Regions from separate parts of the Homo sapiens genome. Here region 2 is linked to region 1. Evidence: chromatin loops called from intact Hi-C (ENCODE). Cell type or tissue: sigmoid colon. All regions are shown on one strand.

Evidence for each region. A loop is a pair of places that touch in the nucleus more often than their neighbours do. Peaks named below come from ENCODE experiments on the same cell type or tissue, not always from the same donor. Only the 100,000 strongest peaks of a DNase experiment are listed, where the experiment ranks them.
Region 2: it touches region 1 in a loop (10-fold over the local background); 1 of 110 quality-filtered maps calls a loop at or near these places.

The regions. Positions count from the first base shown.
Region 1 is chr12:28,517,526-28,520,025 of GRCh38, forward strand. All of the region lies in intron 12 of CCDC91 (coiled-coil domain containing 91), which reads left to right. Among named protein-coding and RNA genes, the nearest start is that of CCDC91, 330 kb to the left of the region's middle. In sigmoid colon, no CTCF peak of the experiment used is centred here; no DNase peak of the experiment used is centred here.
Region 2 is chr12:28,577,230-28,579,729 of GRCh38, forward strand. No RefSeq gene overlaps it. Among named protein-coding and RNA genes, the nearest start is that of CCDC91, 390 kb to the left of the region's middle. In sigmoid colon, no CTCF peak of the experiment used is centred here; a DNase peak (open chromatin) is centred at 1,402.

The DNA of each region.
Region 1 (2,500 bases):
TGTGTTTTTGTTCAATATTCCATGGCACATATTCACACAATAGAGTTTTATTTGTTTTTATTTTATTCATTTCCATAGATTATTGGGGAGCAGGTGGTATTTGGTTACATGAGTAAGTTCTTCAGTGGTGATTTGTGAGATTTGGGTGATATTTGGTTTCATGCTTAACTCCTTTAGTGGTGATTTGTGAGATTTTGGTGCACCCATCACCCAAGCAGTATACACTGCACCCAATTTGTAGTCTTTTATTCCTCACCTCCTTCCCACCCTTTCCCCCTGAGTCCCGAAAGTCCACTGTGTCATTTTTATGCCCTCACATCCTCACAGCTTAGCTCCCACTTATGAGTGACAACATATGATATTTGGTTTTCCATTCCTGAGTTACTTCACTTAGAATAATAGTCTCTGGTCCGATTCAGATTGCTGTGAATGCCATTAATTTATTCATTTTTATGGCTGAGTAGTATTCTATCGTGTATGTAGACCACGGTTTCTTTATCTACTCATTGATTGATGGGTTCCTGATGGCTTCCACCTTTTTGCAATTGTGAATTGTGCTGCTATAAACATGTGTGTGCAAGTATCTTTTCATATGATGACTTATTTTTCTCTGGGTAGATACCCAGTAGTGGGATTGCTGGATCAAATGGTAGTTGTACTTTTAGTTCTTTAAGGAATCTCCACACTGTTTTCCATAGTGGTTGTACTAGTTTACATTCTCACTAGCAGTGTAGAAGTGTTCTCTGTTCACCACATCCATGCAGACATCTATTTTTTTTTAAATTTCTTATGGCCATTGTTGCAGTAGTAAAGTGGTATTGCATTGTGATTTTGATTTGCATTTCCCTGATCATTAGTGATGTTGAGCATTTTTTCATATGTTTGTTGGCCATTTGTTTATGTTCTTTTGATAATTGTGTATTCATTCTTTTGATAATTGTGTAAAGTCCTTAGCCCACTTTTTGATGGGATTCTTTGTTTTTTTCTTACTAATTTTTTTGAGTTGGTGGTACATTCTGGATATTAGTCCTTTGTCAGATGTATAGATTGTGAAGATTTTCTCCCACTCTGTGGGTTGTCTGTTTATTTTGCTGACTGTTTCTTTTGCTGTGCAAAAGCTCTTTAGTTTAATTAAGTCCCAGTTATTTATCTTTGTTTTTATTGCATTTGTTTTTGGGTTCTTGGTCATGAAATCCTTGCTTAAGCTAATGTCTAGAAGGCTTTTTCCAATGTTATCTTCTAGAATTTTTATAGTTTCAGGTCTTAGGTTTAAGTCCTTGATCCATCTTGAGTTGATATTTGTATAAGGTGAGAGATAAGGATCCAGTTTCATTCTCCTATGTGTAGCTTGCCAATTATCCCAGCACCATTTGTTGAATAGGGCGTCTTTTCCCCACTTCATATTTTTGTTTGCTTTGTCGAAGATCAGTTGGCTATAAGTATTTGGATTTATTTCTGGGCTCTCTATTTTGTTTTTGCTTAGTCTTGCTTTGGCTATACAGGCTCTTTTTTGGTTCCATATGAATTTGGGGATAGTTTTTTTTCTAATTCTGTGAAGAATGTTGGTGGTATTTTGATAGGAATTGCATTGAATTTGTAGATTGCTTTTGGCAGTATGATCATTTTCACAATATTGATTCTGTCCATCCATGCGCATGGAATGTATTTCCATTTGTTTGTGTAGTCTATGATTTCTTTCAACAGTGTTTTCTAGTTTTCCTTGCAGAGGTCTTTCACCTCCTTAGTTAGGTATATTGCTAAGTTGTTTGTTTGTTTTGTTTTGTTTTGTTTTGTTTGCAGCTATTATAAAAGGGGTTGAGTACGTGATTTGATTCTCAGCTTGGTCACTTGGTGTACAGAAGAGCTACTGGTTTGTGTATGTTAATTTTGGATCTGGAAACTGTTGACTTTTGTCAGTTCTAGAAGCTGTCTGGAGGAGTCTTTAGGGTTTTCTAGGTAAACAGGTCATCAGCAAACAGTGACAGTGTAACTTCCTCTTTACCAATTTGGATGCTCTTTGTATCTTTCTCTTTTCTTTTTTTTTTCTTTTTTTTATTATTATACTTCAAGTTCTAGGGTACACGTGCACAACGTGCAGGTTTGTTACATATGTATACATGTGCCATGTTGGTGTGCTGCACCCATTAACTCATCATTTACATTAGGTATATCTCCTAATGCTATCCCTCCCCCCTCCCCCCACCCCACAACAGGCCCCGGTGTGTGATGTTCCCCTTCCTGTGTCCAAGTGTTCTCATTGTTCAAATCCCACCTATGAGTGAGAACATGTGGTGTTTGGTTTTCTGTCCTTGCGATAGTTTGCTGAGAATGATGGATACCAGCTTCATCCATGTCCCAACAAAGGACATGAACTCTTCCTTTTTTATGGCTGCATAGTATTCCATGGTGTATATGATGTGCCACATTTTCTTAATCCAGTCTATCATTGATGGGCATTTGGGTTGGTTCCAAGTCTTTCCTATTGTGAATAGTGCCGCAA
Region 2 (2,500 bases), 60 kb after region 1:
ACATGGAAGATACAAAGATCTATTGATGCCTTTGAATAGCCTAGAGTCTCTTGTTCGTATGAACAAGATTAAGATCCAATAAATTAATCACAAAGTGCAGATGTGCACCCTGAGCCTAAATCTGCCCCCCAGGTATTGGGAAAGGCCTCACAGCAAAGGTGGAGACTGAGCCGAGCAGCTGATGGTGAGTGGGAGTTTATCAGATGACAGACAGGTGAATTGCATTTCAGAAGGAGGGAATAGTATGTTGCAAAGGTACCAAAGAGGGAAAGAGTATGACAGTGGCTTGAGGAGAGTAAGTGGCACCAGGGTCAAGGGAGTGTGTTGCATGCTCTAGTCATGCAAGTGTTTTCCTGGAAAAAGAACAAATGCACTGTGGTAAAATTCAAGTGCATTCCTATACTTAAAATTCAACAGATCTAAAGATAGTAATTCAGAGCAAAAGGAAATTAAAATATTTGAGCAGTTTCTTTGTGACACCTGAAAACAAGTGCCAGGGGATTTATGAGTTATTATCTCTAGAATAGGTCGCTTCATGGGCCTGTAGCCTGCCATCACTCAGGGACCCATGCTGAGAAGCCTCTGCTCTTGGGCAAATGCTCTGCCCTTGCTGTCTTAAAATTCTTTAGTACATTTTGAACAATGAGCCTTGGCTTTTCATATTCCATTTGTCCCCAGAAATTATGCAGCTGAGCCTGAGAACAGAACATTTTCAGATAACTTGAAATAGCTCAGTATTGTATTTAAAGTGGAAAGAGGGAGAAGTGGTAGATGAGGTTGAACATGTAGGCAGTGGCATATATTGAAAGGCCTGGGAGTCTCGCTAAAAATTTAAAATGTACCTGTAGGATATAGAAGGTCATTGAAGAATTTGAGCAAGAAGTAGCATGAAGAGATGTGCTGTTTAGATCACTCTGGTGTAATGAGTCGATAGAGTGGAAATATAACAAAAAGTTTCCCATTTAAAATAAATGCACTTTCCTTGTTTGAATTTCGTTTCTTGGGAATAAAGTTTTGATCCGTCTTAAAAGTCTCTACGAGGAATAATTGCTGTGATTAACTTCCACCTTAGGGTAAATTAAGATAGCAAGATCTGTGAGCTCTCTTGAGAACTGGATGTAGGAAAGGGAGAACAGAAAACAGGAGGCAGAAGGTTCTGTGTATAGATGGGCAGGCCATACAGAAGCCGGGCTTCTGGGGAAAAGCTTAGCCGTCTCTTCATTCTTCACAAGCCTAGCCTGATGACACATAGAGATTTTTTTCTTTTCCCAAAAAATGGCCTTTTGGCATTCTCCCTGCCTGTTTCATTATTGCAGTGTTTCTTGTGTGTTCCCCAGGAAATCAGCATCTCCATCACCTGGAACTTGTTAGACGTGTACTCTCTGCTCCACCCTAGTAGCACCAAATCAGAAACTCTGGGGCTGGAGTCCAGAAACCTGTTGTTGTAATCCCTCTGAGTGATCCTCAGGCAGCCAGGAACTGTTGCTTCATTGTAAATTATCTGTGCCTCTAGAACTCAGATATTATAAGAAAAATGGTGGAAATGTCCATTTAGTATCAGAATGAATAATCAAAAGTGACTTTAATATCAAAAAATGTTCAGTCTTGTTCTAAACATATTTTTACATGAATGTACATTCAGCGAGTGATCTAGGGCATACATGATTGCAAAATCTTCATAGGTGTTAATGCCATAGTTCCAGAATGACTTTAAAAGGGCATATATTACTGCACGAGCAATGAATCATAGCTTCTGCAGTTAATGGTGGTATTTAACAAAACAAAATAAAGATGATTCTTTTCTTCTTAAGCAAGCATGGTCATTATTTTGGAAGAATGTTTTTCTTGTACCATCATCTTCTAAAGGATCATGTCTGCTGATAGTGCTGGAATTTTTCATTTATTTGTGCCTGACATTGCACCAGTAATATTGCAGCTATGATAATACATGTCCAAAGGTGACGTGTTTACATAGCCTATAAGGTTTCTGAAATGCAGTCTGATTTGCTGCTAACACCAGCATATCTCAGATTCTTTCCGTTGTCCTCCACGAGTAATCCAATATACAAGGAAGGATAAAAGAGTAAACACTTTTGTGATAATCCAAATTTTTCCAGTGGAATTTTAAACAGTTTGACAATTCAGTCTTGTTAAAAAGTGATATAAAATAAATGCTTCTTTGCAAACAATTGTCCAACAAATATTTTAATTCTGTCTCATATTCTCACAGTGGATTGTTTTCTGAGTCTTTCAGTGGAATTCTTTCAAATTAGAGCTCAATGATCTTCTTTATATTTTATCCAAAGTTTAAAATACATGAACCTGTCTCTACTTACTTGAACAATGGCCTCTATTATGGTGTCTTTTTCTTTAAATCCAAATATTATACTCAGCATTTTAGGAATTCTCTATCCCAAATACAGCCAATTAAATTGTCTATAAGTTATTCAGAGCCTTAGAAAATGAAATGAAATGGGAGTTTGTACTTTGAAATGAGTTC